Linked DNA regions of Homo sapiens: region 2 is linked to region 1. A link is an interaction called in ENCODE POLR2A ChIA-PET data of the cell type or tissue named here. Cell type or tissue: K562. All regions are shown on one strand. Links, peaks and the distances in the headings refer to the core of each region. The heading gives the core; the rest is flanking DNA. Region 1 has its middle 460 kb from the start of JARID2-DT. Region 2 has its middle 440 kb from the start of LINC01108.

Region 1 (15,808 bases), core at 6,960-11,959:
TGGACTGAAAACCAGTGATCCATATCCTGCCAGGTAGAAAGCTGTGCTTTGGGAGCTGGAAGAGAACTCTTCCTGCCACTATGGTACCATTTATTATTTTATAGAATACTCAGTTGGTTTGCAAAGAGCAGACCCATTAAGTAAAATAAAACAAAATTAGCTCTGTGATCTTATAAATTGGTCTGTTCTGATGACAACAGACAATGATAGAAAGAAATTGTTACTTGCTATAGATGTTCTAGTTATTGTAAACATAGGACTGTGGTTTTCATGGGATGCTAAATGAAGGAATCGTTCTCCTTTTAGCATCTGGACGTCAATCCAGTCCTACTTCTGTTGAATGCCGCAGAGTACACTTTAAACCGTTGGGACCTTTAATACCCACTGACAGACTGCCAATGAAGACCCGCTGTGTTCTGAATTGCAAAATGGGGGAGGGAGGGAAGAACACTAGCAACAGGATGGGATGTGAGGTCCGTTCCTGCTTGTGGCACAAGTCCAGTTGGTCAAACGTAGAGGTTGGAGGAATCTGGAGAGAGATACGGTGACAGGCTTAGTTCCTCAGGCAAGGACCAGGCTAGTCACAGTCCGGGTATTTAGTTTCTGACCTTCTTGGTGAGGCAAAACCATATGCTCCTGGTTCGGAGAAAACCAAACAATAATCTGAAAGCCAACCCCAGGAGGAACCAACTGAGAGTTGTGCAGAGGCCAGTGAGGGTGACCTCATTTCTCACTGCTCTGCTCTCTGCTCTTAGATGGCCAGCACCGGGTTCTGTTTTGTTCTGTCTCCCATCCTAGTTCAAGGACAAATACCCTCTGGCTCTGAGCTTACCCTGCTTATGGCTTGACACATGTGTGCCTATTTCTTTTTCTCTTCTTTCTTTTTTTTTTTTTTTTTTTTGAGACGGGGTCTCACTCACCTCAGCCTCCCTAGTAGCTGGGACCACAGGTATGGGCCACCACTCTTGGCTAATTTTTGTATTTTTTTGTAGAGACTTGATCTTGCCATGTTGCCCAGGCTGGTCTCAAACTCCTGGACTCAAGTGATCTGCCTGCCTCTGGCCTCCCAAAGTGCTGGAGTTACAGGTGTGAGCCATCACACCTGGCCCTACTTTTTGAAAAAGCAAAGTACTTGTGATAACACATCACTAAGGAGCAGGCGGACTATCAGCCCAAGGCTCCCAAAGCACATTTCCTACTGTCTTTTACCAATACATGCAGCTCATCTCCACTATCTCCATCCAGAGCAGGTATGTAGAAGGTCAAATCTTAAGGGGCTTTAGGGTTCATTTTATAGTCCACCCTCCTCGCTTTTAAAGATGAGACAAGGGAAGCCCAAGAATTAAAGTGATTTTCCAAGACCACAGGTGGTCAGCGGCCGAGCTGTCAGAAGAACCTCATTTCCCATGTCTTCCATGCGGACGTCCCTGTGGGCAAAGATCCTGGACACTGTGCGAGTGGTGCTCTGGGCTGTGCAGCGACTCCTGGCCTACTGCCTTTTCAGGGCTGTGCCCTTGGGATTGTGGCCTTTGTCTCCTTTGTCCTTTTTTAGGGTTATCCCTGGTATGGTTTTAATATGCCATTAGACCCTTGAACAGTGTGGGAGTTAGGAGCACTGACTCCCACCCCTATGGAGAGAAAAATCTGCATAGGAACTTTTTGTTTTTTTTTTAACAAGGGCTTGCTCTATCACCCAGGTTGGAGAGCAGTAGTGTGATCACAGCTCATTGCAACCTCGACCACCCCCCATGCCCCACCCGGCTCAGATGATTCTCTTGCCTCAGCCTCTCGAGTAGCTGGGACTACAGGTATGCACTACCACATTCGGCTAATTTTAAAAATACCTTTAGTGGAGATGAGGTTTCTGCCATGTTGCCCTGGCTGGTCTCTAACTCCTGAGCTCAAGTGGTCCTCTCGCCTCAGCCTCCCAATGTGCTAGGATTACAGGCATGAACCACTGCGCCCAGCCTGTGTGGAACTTTCAATTCCCCTGAAACTTAATTACTAACAGCCTACTGTTGACCAGAAGCCTCACCAACAACATAAACAGTCAATTAACACATACTTAGTATGTTATGTGTATTATATACTATATTCCTACAATAAAATAAACCAGAGCAAAGAAAATGTCATTAAGAAAATCATAAAGAAGAGAAACTATATTTACTATTCATGAAATGGAAGTGGATCATCATAAGGGTCTTTGTCTTCATCATGTTGATGTTGAGTTGGCTGAGGAGGAGTGGGGGTGGTGGTCTTGTGGTCTCAGTGGTGGCAGAAGCAGAAGGAAACCTGCCTGTAAGTGGACCCTCATGGTTCAAAACCATGTTGTTTAAGGGTCAACAGTCAGTGTCCCTCTAAAATTTCTGTGTTGGAAGCTGAACCCCAAGGTGATTGTATTAAGATGTGGAACCACTGGGAGGTGATTAGGCCACGAGGAATCTGCCCTCAGGAATGGGATTAGTGCCCCTTATAAAAGGGCTTGAGGGAGTGAGTTTGTCTCTTCTTATCCTTTAGCTTCTTCTGCTGCATGAGGACACAGACAGAAGATATCTTCTTCTTGGAAATAGAAACAAGCCCTTATTAGATATGAAATCTGCTGGTATCTTGATTTAAGACTTTTCAGCTTCCAGAACTGTGAAAAATAAATTTCTATTATTTATATATTACCCAGTCTAAAGTCATTTTGTTATAGCAGAAGGAATGGCCTGAGCCTGTCACTTAATATCACTGAGCCTCTCTTTCCTCAAAATAAGAATCCCTCACACATTTATACGGCTGAGTTGATGTTCATATGAACTAATAAATGGAAATAAGTGCCATTTGTAATTTTAAAACATTCTGCCAGCGTAAGATGTGATAATGTACATACCTACAACATAACATCATCATTCCACTTTTTTTCTGGCCTGGAGCACCTCAATCCCTAGGTTGGCTTTAATTAATTTCAGGTGTATGATTAAAATGTTAATGATGCCCTCATTCATCTCTGGGCACTTAATTGTCCTACAAGGTCTCGGATACCAGTTGTGCTCTGCACTCTCAAGATCAGCAGGGCTTCGTAAAGAGAGCCTGTCTTTATCACATTAAGAAATCCCCACTCCAGCAAAAGATAAACTGAAGGATTGATCATTATTGTTGCAAATCAATTCCAGAGAAATCTTTAATATGAAGCTCTGCTGATGCATAGAGAATGGTTCCAATTGCAAAACTTCAGATGAACATGTGACTTGCTGAGAACCTGACTATTGTTTGAAATCAGGAGAAACATGGTTTTAGCCTAAAATCATGGGAATCTTAGGAATAAATAAAGGTAAACACTGGTCCTTGGCAGGGGTAGGGAAAGAGTTTCTAGTGACCTTTGTGACCAAGGACTAAGTGCGATCCTTGAAAAACGGATATTTTAAACCCATTCACGTAACTGTGTTGATGTTGCTGAAGTCTAACCTTCTTTCCTCCAAATCTCCTCTTCCTGGTGACGACATGGGTGAGTGGAGTGGCTAACTCTCTGCAGCTATCTGCTAGGACATCTACAGTCCAAAGCAAGGAAGGAAATAAATGAAAGTTCTTGTTTCAAGAGAATTCTCTCAAAGTGAAGCTCCAAATGTCTGCTGTTGTCTTTGTTATTTTGTTCAGTGAGGATTTTCTTGGTTTCTGCATGTCTGGCTTGGTGGATAATCTTTTGAATGTGGAGGGATACTTTAGACTGGAAACAATAGCATCTTAGGCATTAGAAAAGCTTGAATAATTCATTTTTCATACCTGCTGCAATGTGTTAATGACCAAAGGTTGCACAAAACATGAAGTATTTGGATCTCCTGATACGGAAAGTTAGCAAAAATGCTTCTTGCTCTTTTCCACTGCTGTTCCAAGCTCACATCTGTTTGGAACTGAACCGTAGCATGTGTGCTGGGGAACCTGTATGAAATTAACTTTTATAGCTGCCTTTACAAGCAGGATCTTTTATTGTCTACAACTTGGCAGAGATTCAGGAAGTTCCCAAAATGATTTATTGTCATATGTGCCTATTCTATGGTGGATGATGAAACTGATATATTATTGAACATATGCAGTCATTCTGGTTAGAGACAACAGATCATCTAAGCCTTTTATACAAAAGGATCAAAGAATTCACGTTGTGGAAAGGAAAAAAAAGTTGAGCATTTTGTTTTAAGCAAAATAATTACTTGCAGGAACAAAACATTTGTTCCCAATCCTGTAATTCTTTTCTGTTTGCCAACATAGTAAAAACTTATTAGAATGTAGAATACATTCTTTAAGTAAATATTTAAGGTTATATTTCCCCAATAAATGTTTGATTACATTCCTATAATATCTGAGATAGTTAGTTCTGTTTATTAGGCCATGATAATAAGAATCAAAGATCATAAATTTAAATTTCTTTCATGTTACTGAATGCAAACCCTCTCACCGAAATTCTTCCAGTTAAACAGAGGGGCCCCTTTAATCAGACCAGTCATGCTCCATATGGTTGCAAGAGGAATTCGGTGAAATGGTGAGCAATGCAATGGAGTTTCTACTAAGAGAAAACCACAGAAGCATGTTTTTCTGTTGTTGAGTCAGGAGAATTTCCATACATAAAAGACAACACATTCAATGACAATAACAACAACAACCTAACACTTAATTACTTCAAAATACAGAAAAGAAAAAGATTAAATGTAATTCTAGGATATGCATTTATAGCATTGAAAGCATTTAATCCTATGTCAAAATCTGGAGCTTTGGAATTCAATGTGTCCTGTCTCAGCCAGATAGCTAATTGACACATTCATATTTCAATTGGAAATGGGTAGTCAAAGTTCTGGGGGTTTCAGATGGATTTGGAAATTAAGCTACGTGACTCCAGATCTTACAAGGCTGTGTTAACCAGTGAGAAGATTTAGATCCAATTTTCTAGTTACAATGTCAATGGAAAACATTTGATTTATAGTGTCAGTGGAAAACAAAAAATAAATCCCTAGGTATTATGTAAACATTTTCTACAGGGTCATTTATAAGGCAAAAGTGAGGGTAGTTACTTCCAATGGAATTAGATCCAGCTTTTGTTTCTTTTAACAGTGTAGACACCCACATTTTTGGAACAGAATTTGGAGCCCGGTTTTGGGATCCTGCCTAGTCTCCACTAATCCTCTTCATTCCAGAAGCACTTTCTCTTAAAAATGGAAGTAATTCATGTAATTGCTACCTCATTCATTTTCATAAGAAATTTAGATATCAACAGATATCATTTGCTTTCTACAAATAGAAAAATAGAAATGGAATTTAAGGGACTTAGCATGGATTACAAAATTATTTAATATTATCCCCCAAATTCTGGCATTACGTTTCTGTCTATGAGCTGAGCTTGGAACCAGGCTGAGTCCTAGTTGAGTAAGTGCCTTGGTTATATTCAGAATTTGCTTTCCCTCATCTTAATCTGTTAGGCTGATGGTTTGACAGGGTTACATGTTAATAAACTTATTCCTGAGACAGGTAAGTTAGCTTCGTATAGTGAAATAATTTTTTGTAATGGTGGACAAATCTCTTAACTCCGGCTAATAACCTCAGAATAAAATGATCCTGTTCCAAAATGGGTCAGGTGGAAATAGATGTCTCTGTACACTCTTAACTTAAGGCTGGAAGCAAATGATTCAAATGCACGTGTTACTGTCAGGCGTGTCGTCTTTGTGTGTAAAGAAGGATAGCACATTTTCAAAGGGCTTTGAAACAGTTGAATGTGGGTAATGTTAATTTGGTGTAAAACTTCAAGTGGCATATTACTAATGCCAAAGAACAAAGCAATTGAGGATCTGGTAACTAATTACTAACAGCACTGTCACTATTTTATGTAAGTGTGAACAAGAATCATATGTTTCTGATAGTTCATCCTTGTTGATGTACTTAGTGTTACCGGTGAAAGTGTGATAATGAACAGCTAGTTGATTACTGAGAGCTGCCGTGGACTCCTCTTGATAGCAGTGTTTTGTACCCATGCCCAGAGGCCCTGGGGGCAGTGGACATTCTTTAAATAAATGAAAACACTTAATAGATGTTGTGATTTAAAAGCACTATCACAGACTTGAATTAAGAGACCCTGTCATAACAATCTGAAGCTAATGACACTGTGATTTGGTGTTGCAGGAAGCTGTGGAGACTACCAAATGGACTCGTCTAGATTTCACATGCAACGTGGCTCTGCCTTCCCTGAGCACTCTGGGCCTTTCCATGGAGACAGAATGAATAGATAATGGTGAGTAGGGGGGAGCTATATTAATTCAGAGATTCCAGGAGGGGATGAGGAAGATCAAATCAACAGCTGTGGATACCTGGTTTGTGTGTGTGTGTGTGTGTTTAAGAACACTTTATTCAAGAATCTGGAATTTACCTAATGCTCATGATAGGACAAAAATGACTCTATTCCCAAAACTAGGTGATTATGGATTGAAAAGACCCTCGACCAAAGGCTAAAGGTTTGTGTGTTAAAACATAAAAGGGATACTGAAAACATAAAGACAGAGCAATTCCAAGAATTTAGAATCACAGAAGCTTAAATGTGGGGCTAGGAGGGACTTAAAGGTAATTGTCTAATTTGCTGCTGTCTAGCTGATGAGGCCCAGTGACATGAAGAACTTGCAGCTGGTTAATGGGAGAATTAGAATTAAAATCAGCCTCCTAACTCCCAGGCCAGTGCTCTTTCCAGCACATCAATCCCTTAAGAAAATCCAACTCCTAATCTCTAAGCCCCCCTTTACCAAAAAGCATCTGAGTGTGATTTTATCTTTGGGTAGATCACCATGTAGATAACTAGTCTTGTGTGAGACACATCTCATTCCCCATTGTAAATTACTAAATTTACTCTCTGGGATGAATCATCTCATATGCCACTGGGAAGCTTGAACCACTTCCTAGGACCACTGGACTGGGGATCAAAAAATCTGAGCTCAGGCCGTATTTCTGTCAAGTCACTTAACCTTGCAGGTCTGTTCTCTTTATGTTCTCTTTATGAAGTTAGAAGAATGTTTGGGTGATCCCTCAGGGCCCTCTCAGTTCCAAATTGTTAAGATTCTATTTAAACACGTTTGAAGGGGAGACAATGGGGGACAAGATGGTGACTGTCTTTTTATATGCAAATGTACATTGTAAGTTCCAAAAGGGAGTGTGGATATGAACTGCTAGTAGAGGAAATGGACCCAGGTGGCTTGACAGCACCAGTGAGCAAAGCTGGGAAAGACCTAAGAAAGAGGTCTTTGAACAAAATGATGTTTAGATAAAAGGAATGACAAATGAACCTGGTCAACAGAGAATCTAGATTAAGCTCATTGAGAGTCCATTGGCTGAGAACATAGGAGACACTAGATTGTTGAATTTCTCTAAGTCTGGTCTAAAAATGGGATAGGAAAGGAAAATTATTCTATGATCACATAGGTTTTTTTTTTTTTTTTTTTTTTTTTTTTTTTTTTGATGGGGTTCTGCTCTGTCACCCAGGCTGGAGTGCAATGGCACCATCTCAGCTCACTGCAACCTCCACCTCACAGGCTCTAGTGATCCTTCCACCTCAGCCTCCCAAGTAGCTGGGACCACAGGCATACACCACCAAGCCTGACTAATTTGTCTTGTAGTTTTTGTAGATACAGGGTTTCTTCATGTTGCCCAGGCTAGTCTCGAACTCCTGAGCTCAGGGAATCCGCCCACATTGGCCCCGCAAAGTGCTGGGATTATAGGCATGAGCACAGCGCCTGACCCACGTCGGTTTTTATAACATTGAGTAAAACAAAGTTAAATTGGTTTCTTTATGAAGGCCTTCTCAGAACCTTTAATATGATAAAATGCTTTGGGAATCTCCAAGGTACAGAATTTCCCAGATCCATTTGGCCACGGATCACACTGTTTTGTGGTACATTCCATGAGAAATGCTGTCCTAGAACTGACCTGGAGAGAGGGGGAAGGAGAGTTCAGGGTGACACTTTAGAACTTCTGCAGGGATGTAGATCAAAGCTGAAAGGTAAAAACTAAGCGCTTCAAACAGGTTTCCTCCTCCAAACACCAAAGTAGGTTATGAGCATATCTGAGCCTGGGACTGGAAACTGTAAGGTAGTAAAAATCTATGGGAGAGACAGTGACCTTGAAGTGAAGGCTTACAACGAAGTACATGGCTTTTAAAAGGAGGGAGTGGGTAAACTACTCTTTGACTGTCTCATACTTTCAATGATTCCAAATTAGTTGTGTTGCTTATATGGTTTCGTGTTATCCTGGGCTGTAAATGGTATCCACAGCAGAACATCCTCACATTGACTCATTTTTATATGCTTTTATTTATTTTTTTTTGCAAAGATCAATTTTGCAATGTGAGTAAAGGGGGCAGGCTAGAGCTGAGAACTGGGTCTTGGGTGAAGACATGGAATGTCTGTGCTGGAAGGGACCTGGAGTTCTAACTTGAGGTCCCTGGATGTGCATCAGAGGATCAGTGGATTCATGTGCTCAGTTTTGTGAGGATGTGCCCGTCTGCTGTTTCTAGGGGAACAGTGTAAATGGCTTTCAGCAAATTCTCAAATGGGCCTCTAATCCCCAAAGCAGTCAGCAATGCCTTACTGAGGCTTATTTTACAGGGAAAGAAACTGAGGCTCAGAGAGATAAAACAGTTTGCTGGATGTCAGCATGATGGCTTTGATCTTTGGTTGCTGGCAGGAGAGTTCCCCTGAGAGCTGGTAAGCTGTAGGTACAATAAAGAATCTGCTGAGTGAAACTTGACCATGGGTTTTGAGGTTGTCCTCACCCCTGAACTGGAGTAGGCTTTAAGATACGCATTGTACTCCCCATTTGACAGCTAGAATGCAGAAAATACAAATTACTCAGAGTTACCGAAACTTGAACATTTGCACTAAAAGCCCTAAGTCTTGACTCTCCCAAGAAATTACTCACAATTAAAGTGTTATACATTCCATAAACAATATGCAAACAAATCTAGAAATAAATCTGGGTTTTAAACATGCAATAATCATGAAAGGTTTTCTCTGTTTTCAGGATCACTGTGTGTTTTGCCTTGGGTATCACAAGGATTTTGAAATAAAAAGGGTTTTCATTTTACCTTTTAGGAACATGATATAATTTATCTGCATGATTGCATTTTAATTAGCACTCCCATTGCCTTTTTAAACGTGCAAAGATATAAAATGAGCCAACCAAACAGGAAGACACATAGCCAAGGTGTTTGCTACTGTGCTGTTATTGAGCACAGCCTTGGGATGAAGCCTGTACCAGACTCAAGTTTTAATAGTGTGAACTGGTTCAAAATAAAGCCATTTGTATGCATAATATTTTACATAAGGGTTAAGCTGCCTTAGCAATTGTTGATAATGATGGATCTTTGCACAGCCCTGAGGATCTTCAAACATTCTTTGGGAGTAAATCAGGCATTTCTGCAATTAAAAAACCAACGTGTAAAGAATTTTACAGGGAGCATTTTAACACAAGTCTTAGATGGTGAGGTGATGACTCTGGGAACCCTAAAACTACATCAGAGTTGCACCTGTGTGGAGTTGGGTGTGGGGAGGGCAGGGGAAATAATGCAAACCACAAGAGTGGACTTAGTTTTGGAGGGAGGTGTTAACTCTCTTTATAGCACAGCATGAGGTGCTAGCTCAGCATGGTGTGTTCTGCTGTTCTGGGAGCCTCTACTTTTCAAAAATCTGAACTAGGTTATTAAGAAAAAATTAAAGGCAACGTAAAGAGAATTTGCGCTTCCCAACCTTGGAAGCCCTAGCTTGTAACACCTTTCTAAACAAGACCTTTGTGGGTTGAGTAGATGGAGTTCTGGCTGATTCCTTCAGCCTTTTCAGTTGTGGCCATAGGAGGTCAGATGAGCTGTAGCTCAGGCTGGTGGTCAGATGGCTATGATTGTCTGTTAGTAACTTGCTCTCAAAATTAAGTAGATAATTGTTTTAAATAATATGCTATGTGGGTTGGGCATGGTGTATCACGCCTATAACCCCAGCACTTTGGGAGGATCGCTTGAGCCCAGGAGTTTGAGAGCAGCCTGGGCAACATAGTGAGACCCTGTCTCTACAAAAAATTAAAAAGAAAAATTAGGCATGTGTGGTGGTGCATGCTGGTAGTTCCAGCTACTCAGGAGGTTGAAGTGGGAGGATTGTTTTGGCATGGGAGGTTGAGCTGCAGTGAGCTCTGATAGTGCCACTGCGCTCCAGCTTGGGTGACAGAGTGAACCTCTGTATATATTTAAAAAAAAAAGGCTATGAATATTTTATTTAAAATCTGCATTAAGATGAAAGAAAATTGTTATTATATGACTTGTTCAACTACCAGCTAGTTAACTAAAACTGGGATTCATTGGAATAAAATGCATAAACCCTCCCTTTAAGTCACACCATGATCAAAAATCTCCAGAGGAGAAAAAAAATCACATACCTATGTAGCTCTAAAGAGAATGGAAGCAAATCTAGAACTAGTAACACAACTTGTTTAACAGCTGTGGTGTAATTGTGACACTTCATTGAACAAAACTGTTCAATGGGCAGAAAGATTATCGCTATTTTTTGGTGGCATTCAGAATTATGCTTCTTGCAAAGCATTTCCATTTTTGTAATAATACATCATGAGACAGTCCATCCAAAAAGTATCTTGTAAGGATTAGATTGCTCTAAACAACAAATATCAGTTAATAGTGTGAGTCGTCCATAGCTTTCAGGGCCCTAGATATGATAAATAGAGAAACTTGGCATCTGAATTCTTAATGCCTAAACAATGCGCCCTCAACTCAATAACTGACATTGATGATGGCAAGGGCCCCCACTGATGACTTACTTGGCTTCCTCCATCAAATTCCTCATAAAAAAGAGGGAGGGTTGAACAACAAAACAAGGGTGGCAAGCCCAAATCTTTGTCCATTCCAGGCTCTTCACCACTGAGCAGACAAATGAGAGTGAAAGCACAGACTTCCTGCTCTTTCTCTTGCAACCCATTAAGACTTCTCTCTGGTAAACAGGCCTGTGGTTGCTTTTGTTTAGTTTTGTTTAGTTCTCCTCCCTTCCCCCATTTGTTTAAAGCATTGAAAGTCCTACAATTGCTGTGGCCATCATTCTCCCAGACTACAACCTGCACAATGGCAGGGTTACAATGGGAGAGGGAGGCTGGCGGTGATTCCTTTGTGTTTCAGAGAGTTTCAACGAATTTGTCAGGCTGCAGCAGCTATTGCCGTGTAGGTACTGGGCGCCAACCGGTAAGCAGCAGGCTCTTCCGGGTTGATCTGCAGGAACACGTTTTTGCCTTTTAATGTGTCGTGAAGCACGGGTAAGAAGCTCTCGCTGAGTCCTTGCTAGTTCTCACAGTTCTGACTTATGCCCTGAAAACTGTGCAGAGAGCTTGGAGATAGGGTGTTAAGACCGGCAAGAACATCCAGGGCTTTGTGGATGCTCCGTACCCGCCCCCACCTCCTCTGCTGCTGTCACAACCCCACACCATAATTGGCAGTACTTCTCAGGCTTGGGTGGAAAGAGAAGGCAGATAGTTGTAAAAACCAGATAAGATGCACTAATACCAAGGGCTTTAGTTAAAAAATCTTCATAGCTTTTTATTTCCCAACCACCACATTCTCCTAAGACTTGGGTTTGGTCACCTAGAATGTGTGCGATCTTACATGAATCACTAACATGCTCTGGGTTTCAATATCTTCATCAATAAAATTAGAGTAGTTCTCAAAGTGTGGTCCCTGGAACAGCATTCTCAGGGAAGTTGTTAGAAATGCAAGATTCTTAAACCCCAACAGAGACCTACTGAATGGGCCACGCTGGGTGAGGTCTAGCTATCTGTGTAGTTTTAACCAGCCCTTTAGGGAATGCTGTTGCAGGCTCAAGTTTGAGACCGCCTGAAATAGATGATCTTGTGCATTCTTTCTAGCACTGGCATTTCTTTTTTCTTTTGTTTCCTTTTTTTGTTTTTTTGAGACGGAGTCTCTCTCTGTCGCCCAGGCTGGAGTGCAGTGGCGCGATCTCGGCTCACTGCAAGCTCCGTATCCTGGGTTCACGCCATTCTCCTGCCTCGGCCTCCCGATTAGTTGGGACTGCAGGCGCCCGCCACCACGCCCGGTTAATTTTTTTTTTTTGTATTTTTGAGAGGTGACAGCGTGCCGGCAGCCCTTGCAGCCCTCCCTCGCTCTCCGCGCCTCCTCGGCCTTGGCGCCTACTCTGGCCGCGCTTGAGGAGCCCTTCAGCCCACCGCTGCACTGTGGGAGCCCCTTTGTGGGCTGGCCAAGGCAGGAGCTTGCAGGGAGGTGTGGAGGGACAGGCGCGGGCAGGAACCGACGCTGCGCCAGGTGCTTGCCGGCCGGCGCGAGTTCCGGGTGGGCGTGGACTCAGTGGCCCCGCACTCGGAACGGCAAGCCGGCCGGCCCGCAAGCCCCGGGTAGTGAGGGGCTTAGCACCTGGGCCAGCAGCTGTTGTGCTCGATTTCTCGCGGAGCCTTAGCTGCCTCCCCGTGGGGCAGGGCTCGGGACCTGCAGCCCGCCATGCCTGAGCCTCCCCCCGCACACCTCCCTGGGCTCCTGCACAGCCAGAGCCTCCCCGACGAGCGCCGCCCCCTGCTCCACGGCGCCCAGTCCCATCGACCACCCAAGGGCCGAAGAGTGCGGGCGCACGGCGCGGGACTAGCAGGCAGCTCCACCTGCGGCCCAGGTGTGGGATCCACTGGGTGAAGCCAGATGGGTTCCTGAGTCTGGCGGGGACTTGGAGAATCTTTATGTCTAGCTAAGGGATTGTGAATGCACCAATCGACACTCTGTGTCTGGCTCAAGGTTTGTAAATGCACCAATCAGCACTCTGTGTCTAGCTCAAGGTTTGTAAATGCACCAATCAGCACTCTGTGTCTAGCTCAGGGTTTGTAAATACACCAATCGACACTCTGTATCTAGCTAATCTAGTGGGGACATGGAGGGGAGGGACATGGAGAACTTTTGTGTCTAGCTCAGGGATTATAAATGCACCAATCAGCACCCTGTCAAAATGGACCAATCAGCTATCTGTAAAATGGACCAATCAGCAAGATGTGGGTGGGGCCAGGTAAGACAATAAAAGCAGGCTGCCAGCGCCAGAAGTGGCAACCTGCTCGCAGGTGTTTCCACAGTGTAGCTTTCTTCTATTGCTCTTTTTAAGAAATCTTGCTGCTGCTCGTTGTTTGGGTCCACACTGCGGTTTATGAGCTGTAACACGCACTGCAAAGGTCTGCAACTTCACTTCTTAGGCCAGTGTAGATTATGTAACCCACCGTGAGAAATGAGCAACTCCAGACGCGCCACTTTAAAAGCTGTAACACTCACCGTGAAGGTCTGCAGCTTCACTCCTGATCCCGCGAGACCACGAACCCGCCTAAAGAAAGAAACTCCGAACACATCCGAACGTCAGAAGGAACAAACTCTGGACACGCCGCCTTTAAGAACTGTAACGCTCACTGCGAGGGTCCGCGGCTTCATTCTAGAAGTCAGTGAGACTAAGAACCCACCAATTCTGGACACATTTTTAGTAGAGATGGGCTTGCACCATATTAAGCAAGATGGTCTCCATCTCCTGAATGGTCAGCCTGCCACGGCCTTCCAAAGTGTTGGGATTACGGGCATGAGCCACTGCGCTCGGCCAGCACTGGCATTTCTAATGATTTAGTTTCAGTTCATCAAGCCAGTTCGAACCCAAAGCTCTACACACGTGATAACGTTTTCCAGAGAGACTTGTCAAGTGTATCAGCTGTGAGCATCCGTGCTGATAAACAACAAGAATTAGAATCATGGGATCAAAGGAAAACTGGAAACCTGAACCAGCTCGGCTGGCTAAAAGCCTTTCCTTTCAGATTGCTATATTGCTCTCAAGTTGCATTGAAATGATTTTGCAGGACAATGGTAAGTACTTGACTTCTGTTACACTGCTCTAGGCACCATCTATCTACTTGGATGTGCACATTTGCTTGCTCTGAAAAAGAGCTCTTTTTGTTTCTTTTTCCCTTACCCAGGGAGCAGTTTTTGTTTGATAAAGTCGGCTTGAGAACACTAAGAATGTGGTATGGCTCCACCTGTTAAAGTAACCGCTATGTTGTATCGAAGGCTGGGAAGATGGGCCCGCCTGCAGCAGGTGTCAGAGCTACGACAGCGACATTCAGACCCAGGCTCCACTGCACATGCAGTTTTTCTTGCCTCTTATGCTCCATTCCCTCCCTCCTCCTTACTTGTGTAACTTCTTATCTTTTGGGCATCAGTTTCTTCTGGGATGCTCTTCCTGAACAGTCAGGTTAGGAGCCCCACGTCAGGGTCTCTGGGCGCCCTGTTCTTATCTGTGTCACTGCCGTCAACAGTGTGTGTCATAATTGCCACTTGACTCAGCCATTGCACTTCCTCAGCCTACATCCAAGAGGAAAGAGACTGTCTCTCATCCCTCATTTCACTCCCAGGATCTATCACGGTGCCTGGCACCCAAGAGGGCATCTGTGATGATTTGTTTATGGAGAATGACTCCATGTGTCCTGGCCACCCTCTGTTAGATTAATTGTTCCTCTTATTCATGCATTTGTTAAATATTGACCAATCAAATATCCATTGTTCAAAAAGTAGGCGTTGCCTAAAGATGGGACAGAGTACTGGGTCCTGTTAGGGATTTAGAGAGGAGCTCATTGCACCCTCCCCTCAAGGACCTTATGGCTAGTGGCTTCCCTGTCCCTGTTGTGTTTGTTTTTAACCCTCAGATGCAGAAGTCCAGGCCACAGCACACTCTAACCTTTGATTTCTTCAAGGCCCTCCTTTGTTTTCAGGCTTTGCTTTTATTCTCATCCCCACCTCTATTTTTGTCCTCTTTGTAGGTAACCAGTTTAACACGTTTGTTTGTAGTATTTTATTTGCCTGTATTCTTGTAAGATGTATTGTAAACGTGTTTTGCATTTACGAATATGGTACACAAACAACCTCCTTCTGCTTCTCACTTTTTCTGCCCGGCATGTTGTCGTGATGTGTGTTGCTACGTGTGGGGAGGAGGTGGTGTCTTCTCGCTGCTGTATAGTACTCCAGCCTGTGCTCCTCTGCTGTCTCATCTGCTTCTGCAGTGATGAGGCCCTGGACTGCCTCCAACTCCCCATTACACAAGTGCTGCCATGAACATCCTTATACATGTTCCCCTTGACTTATGGGAGAATCCCTAGGAATTAGCGGCATACAGGGATGCCCTGTGTCTCAGGGACAGGATTGCTGGGTCATAGCATACGTCCATCCTTATGTTGGCTGAGTGCTGCCAGATTCTTTCCAGAATGGCTGCCCCAATCTTGTAGGCTGGCAGGAGTTCCTTGTATGTATTCTAGATCGTAGTCCCTTGTCAGTTTTCACATTGCAGATATCTTCTTCCAATATGTTGTTTGTTCGCTTTGTTTATGGTGTCCCTTGCTTTAAAAAAAAATCCTTTGATTTTTTTTCTTTTTTAAAAATGCATGACAGAGATTGATTTGGAATGGCCCTAAATGATCCTTTGATTATGAGCAAAACCAGGGAGCTTTTTACCTTAACTAACATAAATTTTGCTATGTTTCGAGACATAGGCATAGATAGCATTGCACACAGGTGGACCTTAGCATGCCTGAATGAGTTAATCAGTAGAGTTTAAATGCAGAGAAATCTTTAAGTATTAATCTTAAAACTATCTAAATGTCAGTCTGTTTTGGAGATAGGGTTACAAGTGTTGTAAATAGGAAGTCATGCACATTTTTGATAAGCCCTGTAAATCATCAAAACAAAATAAAAGAAAGGAATACTCTTGAGAAAGCATTTGTC
Region 2 (15,808 bases), core at 5,599-10,598, 58 kb after region 1:
CTTTGAGGTCCCATGCAGTTCCTGTCACTTTAAGCACCTTGGGAAATTCCAGTGAGTTGAAAGAATTCTGAACTTTATTTTTCCTCTTGTCCTGTATTCGTAAGACTGGTCTTCCTTTGCTCTCCCCTTCCTTCATTCTTTCTTCTCCTCCCCTTCCTTCATTCTTTGTTCTCCCCTTCCTTTTTTTCTCACCATTTTTTCCATCTAGGTCGAGGACTAGTTTGTTGCCCAGGGAATTACAAAAAAGTGGTGGCCAAGGACTAATCCTCTAGTAGTCTTATTCTTCAAGAAGTTGAAGAAAAAGTCGAGTGCCCTTTCAATTCCTACCCTTCTCTGATTTATCACTCTGAAAGTAATGATGTTCAGCTTTCTTGCTCTAGAGGAATGATTCAGGTAAAGCCCCACTGAGGGCAAAAGGTAATCTGTACCAGGTTTCAGAGTTACCAGTGTAATCAATCAAAATGTGTCATTAAGCCCCTGGCTGCGTGTTCTCCAAATGGAGTCAGTAACACCCAACCCTTAAGCTTATGGGTTAGGGGGACCTCCCCACCCCTCCCTTCTGTTTCACTTTGATGGGGTCCACCTTGGATAAACTCTCTGGTGCTAAAAAAGTACTGAGAAGTGACAGAAAGTTGCTTCACATCTACTCTATTTTTCAAGAAAAACATTACTATTTTCTCTGAATATGGAACCACCCCAGTGCTTCTGTGAAGTGGAGCTGGGTTATTCAGAGGCCCTTTCTGGTTTTATCTTGTCTTTCACACACTTGGCAGGACAGGTATTCTGATCTCCAGTGCATAACTGAGGACAGAGCACATGGAGGGCAAGAGACCTTGAATAACTATAGAGCTGCTTAACTCAGCACTGGGATAGGAATTCAGGACTCCCTACTCAAGGTCTGTGCCTCTAGCACTAGTCCACACCAAGGGCATTTCCTTAACGGTGGAGATTTTCTTCATGAGTACATTCATTCCCCTCAGACTTAAAAGTTGTCACAAATCCCAAAACTATACAAAGCATGAGCATGGCATTGGTGGCTGTGTGTGTGTGTGTGTGTGTGTGTGTGTGTGTGTGTGTGTATGTGCGCTGGGGGCAAGGGACCTCAACCCCACAGAGACTTAGCCTTACCTGTTGTAGGTAGCTGATGGGAACATTTGTTCCCTGCTGTCCTTGTTTCTATTGGGGACATGTTTCCATTGAGTAAATCCCCTGGCCGCCTGCATCCTCTCTCTCCTTCACTTCATTGGAGGAAGAGGAACTTCAGTCGGCCTGGGAGAAGCAATGGAAGATGTACGCCTCACCTATTCCTTTCTCTCTGGGAAGAGCCTGAGGAAAGTAAACATCCTCTGCCCCTCCAAGCCTTAACTTTTAAGTGGTAAATCTCCATGTTGCAAAGTTTCTGTTTGCCATCAGTGGTACAATATTAACAAGCCCAAGGACCTGAAATGATAGCCACCAACCAAGACTTTGTCAACTTAAAAGAATGGTGATATTTTCCCTCTATCTGCCTGATTCCTATTCCTCTTAATTGGCTCAGAAGTTGGGCAGGAAAGAGGGGTCCTATTTATTGGGTACCCTAAAACCCCAACATAAGGGAAGTCTTTTCTGGTTTCCTCTGGGAAACCTTAGGTTCAACAGTGGCCTGTTGTGGATAAAGATCTACTCTTGGGGGTGACCAAGGATTTGGGGGCAGGAATTTGGAATGAGAACCCAGGCAAGCTGAACTAAAATGCTAACTGGGCAAGGGTGTCCTGTCTCCAGTTTGATGACCAAGGGAAGGTCCTGACTCACTTGGGGCTTATGAAGGGTAACAAGGGGGACTTCTCAGTAAATCAACCACTCACTCTTCATGTGACAGTAAAAGCAGTCATGGAACAAACAAACTTCCTGCCAAGGCTCCTTCTTGTTACCGCAAACTTTCAAGTGTGAGTAACCATGTGAGCAAGGGGGAACCCAATAATTACTAGAATAATTCCTTTGTGTGTGCTGAAGTTCAGTTCATATCTGACCTCCCCAGCCAAAAGTAATCTCTCTTCTCCAGACTTCTACGTCCAGTATCTGGAACTTGCATTTGAGACTTACTATTCCTGACTGGCTTTATTATTTGCTTAGTCATTGTGGTGGTGGTTCTTGCTTTTTGTGCATTTTATCTCCAGTCCCAAAGATTTTAAGTTTATTAGGCATAAGGACCATGTCGTATATCTCCTTGTATTTTCCCTGACCATTCAAGGGCCTAGCATAACATTTACTTGCATTTGGAAGTGTGGAAATAAATGAAGACCAACCAAATAAGAATAAGCACAGGCTGTTTATTCAGAGCTACTATCGTTTGTGTTTTGGCAGAGACTCAAATGCGGGCAGAGGAGTGGGAAAACTTCATAGTAGAAAAAAGGGAGGCTCCAGGTATGTGCTGATTGGAGGCTGTTGGTGTGGGAAGCTGGAGGTGGTTCACTAGAAGCACAGATGCCTATGTGATTGCTTAGGGTGCATATTTGCCTTTCTCTGGTTTGTCCTAAGTTGGAAGCAGGGACAAAAATCAGGGAGGCTGTCCATTGTCAGTCAAGTTCTGGCCATTTGGAGCTGATTCTTACAGGGGTTATTGTTTGGCTTCCTAACTTGTTGATAGAGATAGTGGTTAGACTTCTAGAGGTCTGGCTGATGATAGCAGGCTGGCTTCCTGGGCCGATTGCTGTTGCTAATGGGTTGGTGTCCTGGGCTGGCTGCTGTAGATTGTAGGTTGGAGTTGTTTTTAATTATGGCTTGGCCGTTGTCCATTTGTATATTCAGTCTCTTGGTGAGTATCAATAAATCTTGCTTGATTAACTAATAGATTGTTCTGACTATGGGTTGAAGCATGCCCTTTGAATTAATATTATTTCTCTTTCTCCTCACTGCTTGATCAACTGTTTGACAGGTATTCTCCATTTGATTTTTATAACATGACCTTAGAAATAGCGCAAGGGAGAAGGAAACTTGCTCCATTTTTGCTCCTTTTCTTAATTACCTCTTTACAGACCCTATCTCCGAATAGAGTTACTGTCTGAGGCTCTAAGGGTTAGGGCTTCAACATTTGAAGTTTGGGAGGCAGTGGGGCATAATTCCCCATCATACTCTTTGAGGGCCTCATTTAACTGAATATGCTCAGATCTATCTCAACTCAAACACACTCTGAGCCTTTGGCCTGGATGCATCCAAAAGAAGTGAGTAGAATGCTCAGGTGGCCTGTGACTTGCCGTGATTCACTGACCAAACACGAAGGAAGTGGAGCAGATGGTCACGCCATTAGAAGGCAGTCTCTCCTCAGGGAAGTCAGTCTCGTGGATTCCAGTGGCCCTGAGAATCACGATGCTAGTCTTCAAAAGAATAAGAAAGACCGATAAAAGATTGCTTCTGCTCTAAGTTGAAAGTGGCTTATGGCAGCTTCTCTCACCCCATTGACCAAGCCCATTCGCTAAAGCCCGTAACAAAAGGATTTTCCCCCCTAACATTTAGAAATGGCAAAAAGCAAAGAGATGAATCATCAAATAGGCAGAACGCTCTTCCTACACCTCTTTTACCTGAGCAAAAACATGACTTCCTGAAAGAGTACAAAGAGAGAAAATTGGTAGGAGATGACTAACAGGGGTGACTGTGCTGATGCAAAGAATGTCAGGACAGCATGAACTTTAGAAACAGGCAAGGTTAGATGCTGAAACGGAGGCGGGTGAGCACACTCCCTCAGGAAATCAAACTCAGGGAGAACCGTGAATAAAAGGCTCCCCAGAAAAGACGTGAGTGTGTAACTTACTTGACATTTCCACCAACGTGCAGCAGTGGGTTGGGTATGATGGTTCTAAATACCCAGTGACACATATTTACAAAAGAACTGTGTGGTTTTATTTTAAATGACAATGTCTTCTTAATCACCCCTCCGTACTGCCTGTCTGCAGCACTGCGAGTCACCAGGGTTCTGTCTTGGAGGAGCACTGTTTGGTCATGAGTCGTGTGCTGGCAATGTCTGGGAAGTGAGGGAGGGTCAGCAGCTCATGACCGTAGGCTCCAGGGAGAGCAGGAAGCTCTGCAGGATGCATGTGTTATGGGTTGAACTGTGTCCCCTAGAAAGATATGTTGAAGTCCCCACCCCCAGTACCTTGAAATGTGACCTCATTTGGAAATAAGGTCATTACAGATGTAATCAGTTAAGACAAGGTCATATCGGGGTAGGATGGGCCCTTAATCCAATATAACTGGTGTCCTTAAAAGGGAACTTTAGACACTGAGACAGAGACATACAGAAAGAATGCCATATGATAACAGAGGCAGAGATTGGAATTGTGAACCCCAAACATCTGAGACAGGTCTCAGTCAATTTAGGGTTTATTTTGCCAAAGTGAAGGACTTGCCTGTGACACAGCCTCAGGAGATCCTGACAACATGTGCCCAGTGTGGTCGGAGTACAGCCTGGTTTTGTACATTTTAGGGAGACATGAGACATCAATCAATATATGTAAGATGTACATTGGTTTGGTCTGGAAGGGCTGGACAACTCAAAGCAGGGAGGGGGCTTTCAGGTCATAGGTAGATAAGAGACAAACGGTTGCATTCTTTTGAGTTTCTGATTAGCCTTCCCAAAGGAGGCAAGGAAATTCCTTGTGGACAAATTGTAAGGGAGGTACGTAGCTCTTTTATCTTAGTAGCTATCTTTTAAAGAATAGAATGGGAGGCAGTTTTGCTCTAAGAAGTTTCCAGCTTGACTTTTCCCTTTGGCTTAGTGATTTTGGGGTCCTGAGATTTATTTTCCTTTCACAGAATAATGCATTTGTAGTCCAAACGTTGCCAGCAGACACCAGAAGCTAGAAGAAACAAAGAAAGGGTTCTCTTCTACAGATTTCTGAGGGAGCAAGTGCCTGACACCTTGATGTCAGAACTCAAGCCTCCAAAAGTGTGAGAACATAAACGGTTGTTGTTTTAAGCCCCCCAATCTATGTTACTTTGTAAAGGCAGCCCTAGCAAAGGAATACAGCCCATCATACATTGTGGTGAGCCCAGAGCTTCACACCACACATTTCCTGCTCTGTGCCTTCTAAAGTATATTTTTCAAAGGTCTTCACTTTCAGAAACTTGACCTTTTTCCAATTTTAAAAAATGATACAAGACCTTATTGTCTTCTACCCTCTTACCTCAACATATTGCACAAAGGCTGCACAGATCAGAGCTGGAAACTGTCTACCTGTTTTCCATGGTGACATCCTCTGTAGTCTCAGCTTATCACTGACGACCTTGGGCGAGTCTTGAGGCCTCCGTCTCTTCATTTGTAAAATGAGAGACTGGAACTAAAGCAACTTTAGCCTGAAACATTGGTAACCATGACTCCTCTTTTTCTTCACTGGTTTTTTAGACTCCAAGATGATGATTAAGGTGGGCCCTAATCCAATCTGACTGGTGTCCTCGTAAGAAGAGAAGATGAGGACACAGACAAACACAGAGGGAAGACTGTGTGAGGGCACAGGGAGAAAATGACTCTCTACAACAAGGAGAGAGGCTTCAGAATAAACCAATTCTGCTGACACCTCTCAAACTTCTAGCCTCCAGAAGAGTGAGGAAATCCATTTCTGTTGTATAAGCCACCCAGTTTGTGGTGTTTATTATGGCGGCCCTAGCAAGGGAATACAGAGGGAGACAGGTTCAGACATGTAAAGCGAGCCTTTAAAAGACACCACGTGCACCAGTGGAGCCCCAGGCCCAGGCCCCACAGACCTTGCCTCCTGGTCCAGTCCTTACTTTATCTCAGGATGTGACATTGCGTTTCTTATGGAAAAGATCTCACTAACCTACTTCATTTAGGAATGCAATTTAATTGGCAACTCAACGGTGATGTCGCTTCTTTTGCCATTTTTCTGCAACACCAAAGGAAAAAATTTTAAGCCAGCTTTTTTTAGCTGCAAAGATGACAAATGTTATCAACAATATCCAACCAGAGTATATTTTCATCCCTTTTCATCCCGTCACGATAAGCCAGAAGTATTTGTTGCCAGAAATGGAAAACAGCTTGTTCATCAGCCAGATGATCGCAGTGCTCAGAAGTTCCACTCGTTTGCCATGTGTGAAAAGTTAAGAATTGAAAACAGACAGGCTTGCTCTGCTTAAACCGTGAGTTCTGTGAAGCAAGAGAAAGAGAAATTTGGATACTAGGAGAAGAGTTGTGAGATGGTTTCGACGGCAAAGTGAACAGGGCCTTTTCACATTATTCTGAGATGGGACCTCTGGGTTGATTTGATAGTGGATATGACTGTTCTCTAATTGGCTAGAAGATGAGTCTAAAGTTACCAACCACCGGAGGATACTTTTGTGTTCTAGAACAAATTCCAATGTCCTACACAAATGTGATGCTGGGGACTTCTCTGTTACCTGACACCAAATTTCCTAGACATTTCCATTATACTTCCTCTTCCTGATTATCTTGAGTGGGAAATCTCCATGAGTTCTTAGTAGAAGGCAGAAGTATACAGTGGACCTGGGCCTTCATTAGAAACCATGAGACTTCAAATGAGAGCCTGAATTATTCCTTTATGTTTTCATTTATGTGAGAAAATAAGGGATATTGTTGACTTTTTATGAGATTAAGTTACCCAGTTATCCATCCTATTATTATAAGTTTTAGTGTTTGCAAAGAGATTTCTGATCGTTTTTATTAGTCTCTTTGTAATAGCTTCAGGGACTTTTTGACAAAAGAGAGAACCATTTTAAGCAGTAGAAATGTAGGCTTACAGAGGTCAAATGGTTAATTTGAGATTGCCCAGCAAAACAAAACAATACGAAAAAGAACACCTGAAGAAAAATCAAGATTCATACTCTGGGCTGTAATTACCATTCTGTAGGTTTCCGGAAGCTCATATAGTCACATTACATTTTGTTCATGTCGTTAGAAATCATTTGCAGTTCAACACTTAGATTCCCTCCTGTGTTTGATTTGCAAGGTCTTGGAAGTTAACTTGAACTCAAGGATTTGTCTACCTAAGAGAGGCAAATAGAAAAACCCCTAAAGCCACCTGACCTGATTCTTCTTTGTTAAGACCAGCTCAGAATAGAGTGAAATAAGCAAGCTGCAGAAAGACAATGCTACGTTGAGTTCCACTTCCTCTTGATAAATTCAGAACAGCCAGTCCATCTTAAGGGTGGATGTTTTTAGCAGCAGGGAGTGGTAGTTGGATGGAGGCAAGCGGATGGAAAGGAGGAGAGAGGAGAAGAGAGACAAACTCAGGTGCCCCAGAAAAGTCCACTTTCTCCGTCCCCATTCAGGCCACCTTCATCTTCCCCCACCCTCTGCTGGCCTTTCTGGGGGCTCAGGTTTTGAGCTGACTGAGCCCTCAGCGGGAGACCACAACGCATTTTCAGATGAAAGGACAACCCTGAAGGTACCTATTACATGTCTGTGAGCAGAGAAACAAAGGCCCGGCTGCTGACACCCTCCCACTAACTTGAGTTTTAATGGTAGGTTTGATTTCCTCACGCTTAGCTGAAAGAAAGGGAAAAAACTAAGCGGAAAGAACGAGGGTGTGGGTATCTGTGGTGGTGGGGAAACGACAGCTGTTGTATTCATGGTTAATCAGGTGTGTCTGGCTTTGTGTCGCATCTGTCTGCTACTGTTGCCAGGCCACATGTGAAAGGGAACCGAGGGGAAGGGGCCATTCATGTTCAAAGCCAGTAGCACTGACCTCTGCCTCGTTCTCTTCAGGGTAGGAAAGCTTGTCTATTTAACTTTCCCTATTATAGGAAGCTGTAATTCTACTCTATTAGCCCACCCTAACCATTTTGGCCTGACAAATGCAAGCTGCATCCAGAATGCCATAAATCTGCATGGGAAGGAGTCCTCCTCCCTCCTTCCCATTTTTTTCCTTTGGGGTTCGGTTCGATTTGTCAAACAAGAGAAAACCAGCAAGAGAGAGAAAAATGAGAACTCAGGGCATCTTGGTTCACCTTCCATCTTAAATGGGCCTAGGGACCGAGATGGGGGCTGGGAGGCACCCCAAGGTCAAGCCTGGAGCACTGGTTCCCCCTCCAGATCTGTTTATCTCACGAGTCCCACATGCGTGTGGTGATTGCGTCAGACCTTAGTCATCTCCCTGGCACCAAATCCTCCTCCTGGATCCTTGATCCCCCTCCTCCTTCTCTGCCCACATACAGAGGGACCATGATGGAGGAGGGGAGGCTTCTGGCTTCTCCTGGAGCCAGGCCTGTGTTCTAGATATTGCTGGCCCAGGCCTGCCAGGCACGACTCTCCTCTCTGGCATATGGAGAAACAGCTGAAATGGAAACAACCCCCAATGCACCACATTGCACTAAAGCTTAGCGTCAGAGTTCAAAGGACTACTCCAATTGGAGATCAAACTGATCCCTCCCACTGTGGCCTTTTTTGAGGGGGTCCATCACAACCCTTCGGGGGTGCTTTTCTCCAGCACTTCCGCTTCAGGGCCAGCCCTTGTGTTTCTTGGAGTAAATGATTGCTGTCAGCATTTCCAACACCATGGAGTTCTGGCTCCAACTTTGGCTTCCTGGAGAATGGGCCATCATAGACTTATTACAGGGTTCAGAAGAGCTTGCCATCTGCAATCTATTTTAGTTGTCACTGCCTCTTAAAATAGGCACTAACTTTTATCCCATCACATTAATTCCTCTCATGTTGAGGCTAGAGTCGAGCTTTTGGGGTGTGTGTATGCACGTAACTATCTTTTTAAAATCAGAAGGGTTATTTTCCTAAGACATGGGTTATCAGCAGCACAGCTGAGTTTCCTCTTTCTACTGGCCTGTGCTGATGAAGTTGGTTGCGTTATTGACCTGCAGCTTTGGGGTCAGAATGCTTTTGGTTCCCTGATGTAGAAGGACATTGCAAAACTATCCCAGTGCCCTGTGCACTGTCTTTCTCTCTCTGATACTCCCCAGATCTCCAAATTTTAATGGTGTCAATAGACATAACTCATGCTCCTGCTAGAAGCCTAGCACCCTGCTAGGCTCTGTGAGGACTTTGAGAATTTGTCATCTTGTGAGACGCCATGAATAATGCAAGAAATAGCAAAACAGGTCTGAAAATGAAGTCTAACTAAAAAGTGTACAAATCCTAAGTGTACAGCTCTATGAATTATTACTAAGTGAATATGCTCACGTAACCATCACCTAGATTAAGAAACAGAACATTACCGCCACTGGAAACTTCTTAAAGTTCTACCTAGGTGGACACCTTGTTATATCTAAAACAATTCTACAACGTGATTGGGAGTGAGATTTAGTTCTTAATTATGTGGCTATGGAAATGTAGATTTTGAAAGGTTCCCATTGGCTGGAAGAGATTTGCCCATGGGAAGATTTTGAGTATGCCCTGGGCTGGCCTGCTGAAGTTGAACTTTAGAGAACCCGGGCGGGCTGGCTGTGCAATGCTCTTGGCTCCAGAGAAGGACATGCAAGATTCTGGCATCCTTTTTAAAAAAATTGTGGTAAAATATACATAACATAAAATTAATCATTGTAATCATTTTTAAGTGTGCAGCTCAGCAGTGTTAAGTACAGATTGTTGCGCAATGATCACCACCATCCATCCCCAGAGCTCTTTCATCTTGAAAAACGGAAACTCAATACCCATTAAACAGCAACTCCCTATTTCCCTCCACCCCCATACCCGGTAACTACCATTCTACTTTCTGTCTTTCTGAATTTGACTACTGTAGGTACCTCACAGAAGTAGAATCATGCCATATTTGTCTTTTTGAGACCGTTTTATTTCACTGAGCGTAATGTCCTCAAGGTTCATCCATGTCATGGCATGTGTCAGAATTCCCTTCCTTTTTAAGGCTGAATAATATTCCACTGTACATGTGTACCACATTTAGTTTACTCATTCATCCATCCAGGGACTCTTGGGTCACTGCCACCTTTTGGCTCCTGCAAATAATGCTGCTTTGAACATGGGTGTACAAATTACCCTTATGCACCTTTCCATTCTTTTGGGTGTATACCTAAAAGTGGGATTGCTGGATCATATGGTAATTGTATCTTTAGTTTTGGAGGAATTACTATATCATTTGCTGTAGCAGCTCACTATTCTGGAATCCTTTTCACCTGGACCATTTCCTCCTGACCAGCCTCCTGGATGGCATTAGAGGGAGCCTGACACGTGGATTGAGGTGGTGGCAATAGTGAGGATGGTGGTCTGTACTCTGTATGTGCCCGTTGTTGGGAATCTAGAGCAAATGGGGCAGGATGGAGTGTGACACCACAATCCATGGTGGAAACTTGAGAGTTCACTGAATAGAGGGGGAGGAATTTATTTATTTACTTATTTTTATTTTTGAGACAGGGTCTTGCTCTGTCACTTAGGCTGGCATGCAGTGGTGCAACATAGCTCACTGCAGCCTTGAACTCCTGGGCTCAAGAGATGTTTCCACCTCAGTCTCCTGAGCAACTGAGACGACAGGCCCACATCACCACACCTAGCTATTTAAAAAAATTATTTTTATTTTGTAGAGATGGGGTCTCATTATGTTGCCCAAGCTGCTCTTGGTCTCAAACTCTTGAGCTCAAGTGATGCTCCCACCTTCAGCCTCCCAAAGTGCTAGATTTACAGACGTGAGCCACTGTGCCCAGTCTGTGGGAATAGTTCATTTTGCACAAAGATAAATGCTTTTCCCCCTAATTTGTGGGAGACTGAGGTTAAAGGAGTCCTTAATAACCAGGTATTCAGAGGCCTTCTGCCTGTTCAGTGTATCACCTCCAGATTTTTGGGGGGCCTTTAGGCGTAAGTGTTGAGATATTTATAGAACAGATTATGAGCTTTTAAATAGATTACCTAAAAAAAAAGAAGAAGAGAGAGAGTGAGGGAAATGGTAGCCAGTAAACCAACTGAGGAAGGCACACACCTTTTGCCTGATAGGGATGTCGAGGAGAGGGATGCCACTTGAATACGAAGGTCGTTCTTGGGCTCACGGGTGCAGTCGTTTGGGTTTAGTGCTGGCTGCTGATGCCAGAAGCACTCAGTATTGAACATTCAGGGGCTTCTTCAAACAATTTTAAGTATTTCTGTTTTCTAAATCTTGATGCTTTATTGCTAGGGATAAGCTCACATTAATATCCACTGGAAGGAAGAACTATGAGGATCACCAGGGTGAGGACCTTTAGAACTGAAGAAGGACACATTATTATTGCTAAAAGAATATCTGCTTCTTCCCAGTTCCTTCCCTTTGGCCTTCTCCCATTTCATTATAGGAAAAAAAAGCTCCATGAAATTACATATTGTTTTCTTAAATTTAAAAGATACGTATGGCTGCCACCTAAAGTCTGTCAAGGAAAAAAAATGTCCTACCCCAAATGGTAACCATTATTTAACAGTTGTTTTATTTTCTTCCAAAACGCTCTGTATATATTCACTGTGCTTTTGAGGCAGCACAGTTTAGTTCTAATTACTTACAACCCAAACACCACCAATTATAAAAATATACAGATACTACCCGTATGCAACTCTTTACCATTATAAACTACTTTCACATATAATTGAACCTTATCAAAATTGAAATTAGTAGTAGTCTTTTTTTTTTTTTTTTTGAGAGGGAGTCTGGCACTGTTGCCCAGGCTGGAGTGCAGTGGTGTGATCTTGGCTCTTGGCTCACTTCAACCTCTGCCTTCCGGGTTCAAGCGATTCTCCTGCCTCAGCCTCCTGAGTAGCTGGGATTACAGGCATGCGCCACCATGTCTGGCTAATTTTTGTATTTTTAGTAGAGACTGAGTTTTGTCATGTTGGCCAGGCTGGTCTCAAACTCCCAACCTCAGATGATCTACCTGCCTTGGCCTCTGAAGTGCTGGGACTACAGGTGTAAGCCACCAAGCTTGGCTGAAATTGGTATTATTCTTATTTAATAGAAAGGAGAGGCAGGGGAGATTAAGACACTTGTTCAAATTTACACCACATGTTAGAAAATGGAGTTGGGACAAGAATCCAAGTCATTGAAGTAAACTGTAGGTCCACAAGCCTTTCTCCTCCACCATAGAATCTGGAGTGAACATTGGAGGCCAAAGTGCCTTACAGAAATACTTAAAGGAGCTACCAAGTCACTGGCTTCATAAAGCTGACTAATCTTCATGTGTCCATGGTGTCAGTTTATGAAACCCTTTATCTTATACGAGGAGGCACACTGGACTCACTAAGAATTGCAATGAGAATTGAGTTTATTGGAATAGGTATAACCTCAATAGAATCATAGAGAAGACAACTGAGAACCTGGAAAACATTTTTAGTATTCATGAGTGTGTTGGCACCAGCTTATTTATAAAGTTGTTTTGACAACGTGTGTGCCTTAAACTTCTATTTATAAGAAGTAAAATGGAATCATCTTCTTACCCTGCTGAGTTGCAAATTCTGTTTTAGGGCAAATTTTTAATCTGCCTCTTTAATATAGAGCAATAGATATATTTTTTTTCCTGCTGAGTTTATTTTTTCAAGTACATAAGTTAATTAAGAACCATTTACCTGAAGATATGTTTTCTTCCTTATGAAGTACATAATGAGAACATGGCCACAGATGTTAGGTAGTGACAGAAATGCCTGTCTGGAAGGTGAATTCTTTAAATTTTTTTTATCTCACAATAGCTGTATAGAGAATTGTTGATGGTTCATGTTTTATTTCCCTTTGTTATAAAATTTTCATAGTTTGCAAAAATAAAAGTTATGGGCTATGTGTCCTTTATTTGATACTCCCTGTGAGAAAGGGTAAGATAGAAGATTCAGTAATGGCCAGTGTTGGTGGAAGAGACTGCTGCTTGTAACCAGTAGAGAGGAACGGGGGGTGGGGAAGTTTACTTCAGCACTGTATTGATTAGAATTAGATTCTTCTTTATAGGAGACAGAAATATCTTATATAAGTGGCATAAAAATATGAAAGTAAATGTGTCTTTTACATAAAAGAAATTCAGAGTTGCAGTCTATGGCTGGTATGGTTCCTCCATGAGGTTTTCAGATACTCAGTTTCCTTCTAGTTCATTAATCTGTCATTCTTAGGTTATAGCTTTTGTCTTTATTGTCTTCATGATTCAAGATGGCTGCTAGAGCTCCAGCCATCATTCCTTCCTTCCTTCTTTCCTTCCTTCATTTCTTTCTTTCCTTCTTTCCTTCTTTCTCTCTTTCTCTCTCCTTCCTTCCTTCCTTCCCCCCTTCCTTCCTTCCTTCTTTCTTTCATTCTTTTGTTCTTTCTTGCTCTCTCACCCAGACTGGAGTGCAGTGGCACAATCACAGCTCACTACAGCCTCTAACTCCTGGGCTTAAGTGATCCTCCTGCCTCAGCTTCTCGAGTAGCTGAGGCTACAGTTGCACAGTACTATGCCTGGCTAATTTTTAAATTCTTTGTAGAGAGAGGGTCTTGCTTGGTTTCCTGGGCTGGTCTTGAAATCCTGGCCTTGATCTCCTGCCTTGGCCTCCCAAAGTTGCTAGGATTACGGATATGAGCCACTGCACCTGGCTCATGTGTGTGTGTGTGTGTGTGTGTGTTTTTACAGAGGAACTTCCTAGAAATTCCACACAATACTTCTGCTTATGTTGTATTGTCCAGAACCTAGTCATATGGCCACATTTACCTGCCAGGTAGGCTGGGAAATATATGTTGTGGATGGCAATAAGCTGAAATAAAAATTGAAGTTCTGTTATTGAAAAGGGGAAAAATGGATTTTTTTTTCCAGGAAGAACTTTTTATTAATATAAAGTTTTAAGATATTCACCAGTCAGATCTAAACTTACTCATTAAACTCTATTTTTAAAAAATGAACACACTGTACTGCAGTGAAAGGCAGGAACGTGGTTTTAGACACTGATTGAAAACCAGTGTCTTCACGCACTGAGAACAGGAAACATTCTGCACTGCGAACGAAGTGCACAGTCAACAGGAAGACACACACACACGACAGAAAGCCCCCAGTGTGAGTGACCGTGTACCTGGGCAGGTGACAGGATGCCCAGGCCGTGGCTTGGACATGGCTGCCACGCTGCGATGCCTGCTGGGCCCCACAAGGACTGGGGACACACACAGAGCCCAGCTATACACTGTGATAGAGTCCACCCATTTTGCTACCCTATACCCATGTGCACTGTTCTCCTACCTTCCTGCTACCTGGATTGTGATTGTAAGGCCTGGATTCCAAGATGTTAACTTGATAATAAAAGCCACACACAATAGAACAGTAAGATGCAAGGCACATGCATCCCTGGCACTGTGGAGCTGTGGACAGACTAGCTCTAGATTTCCACGTGAGAGAGAAATACCTCTCTATTTTGATTAAACCATTTTGCTAGAGTTTTGATGGTTGCAGCTGAGCCTAATCTTAACAGATACAAGCATAATATAAACTTATAAAATAGTGTTCTTTTTAAGATTGTGTCTTACTTTGCCTACCAATGCAGGTGGACTGACCATCTGCCTATCCAGCCTGGCCTACCATGTGATACTAGGTATACGAAGTTGGCTCAGAAGTTAATTTCACTCACGGGAGCTTCTGTTCTAGGAAGAACAAACAAACCAATGCAGTAAAGGGACTCCCATTGCTTTAATGGAAATCTGTATAAAAGAGAGTGGTGCCCAGAGATATTTGCTATATGCTCTACTGCCATCTTAGACTAGGAAAAACCAAAACCAAAACAATGCTGACCATAGCATATTTTTTTCATCATTGACATTATCTTTATATTAATCACTTGTAATTATTCCTTGAATATACAAAATCTGACTATTGGTTTTTGTTTATATTGAGAGAATGATGACATCAGATTAAACATTAATTTTCCCTTGAGAATCTTTCAATACAATTGGAGTAGAATTTTTTTTTTTTGAGACAGGGTCTTGCTGTGCCACCCAGGCTGGGGTGCAGTGGGGCAATCATGGCTCACTGCAGCCTCAACCTCCTGGGCTCAGGTGATCCTCTTGCCTCAGCCTCCTAAGTAGCTGGTACCACACGCGTGCACCACCACACCTGACAAATATTGGAAAATTATTTATAGAGATGAGGTCTCCCTATGTTGTTCAGACTGGTCTCAAACTCCTGAACTCAAGCGCTCCTCTTGCCTCGGACTCTTAAAGTGCTGAGATTGCAGGTGTGAGCCACTGCACCCAGCCTGGAGCAGAATATTTTTACATAAAACTAAAGAGAGGTTGGCGACTTATAATCGTGTTCAGGAGGTAGCAAATGTTTTACTTAGGTGAGAAGAAATATACTTTTCGTGTTGTCATAGAGTAAGCCCAATCCTTATTTACTTTTGTTACCATTGGCATGACAACAATCATTGGAGCATCTTTGTCTTCCAAACATTTCTTATATTATTTACTTTTTCATAGCAACTTAAAACGGAAGATCATAGAGTTTAGGTGACTTGCCCTAGGACACGCCCTTGGAAAATAGTAGAGCCAGAATTTGAATTCAGTTCTGGGTCTCTTTTTTTTTTTTGAATTCCATTCATGTGTTGATAATAGCTGCTATGGAGACTTAGCCAGGAAAGCAGATGTGGATGGTTAGCGGAAGCTAAAGAGGAAAAAGGTTAAGCTTTTTTTTTGAAGTTTTCCTGCTCAGCTAGGAAAACATTGCTGCAGTTATCAGGTAATTGAAGTGTCAACGTGACGCTGTCAGAAAGGTTGGATGAATTTGTTCCTGTTGGCCTATATTTGGCTGTTAAGTGAGTTGCACAATTGCAGTTTTCAGGTTAAGAAACTCTCTGGCAGTCGTGGGAGTTCCTCTTTAGAAGCAACTCTGCTAACATGCAAAATCAATGTCACTGAAGATTTTGCTTATGTTACTGCCTCCAACACTG

What was found. Peaks named below come from ENCODE experiments on the same cell type or tissue, not always from the same donor. Only the 100,000 strongest peaks of a DNase experiment are listed, where the experiment ranks them.
Region 2: POLR2A ChIA-PET joins it to region 1 with 5 read pairs; 3 of 35 experiments call an interaction of 5 or more read pairs at or near these places.

The regions. Positions count from the first base shown.
Region 1 is chr6:14,780,435-14,796,242 of GRCh38, reverse strand. No RefSeq gene overlaps it. Among named protein-coding and RNA genes, the nearest start is that of JARID2-DT, 460 kb to the left of the region's middle. RefSeq lists enhancers at 10,644-11,195, 11,011-11,305, 11,196-11,747, 11,748-12,299 and a silencer at 11,011-11,305. In K562, for the core only: a CTCF peak has its summit at 8,369; no DNase peak of the experiment used is centred there.
Region 2 is chr6:14,721,048-14,736,855 of GRCh38, reverse strand. No RefSeq gene overlaps it. Among named protein-coding and RNA genes, the nearest start is that of LINC01108, 440 kb to the right of the region's middle. RefSeq lists a silencer at 455-534 and enhancers at 3,847-3,966, 2,808-4,007, 5,230-6,429. In K562, for the core only: no CTCF peak of the experiment used is centred there; DNase peaks (open chromatin) are centred at 8,065 and 8,802.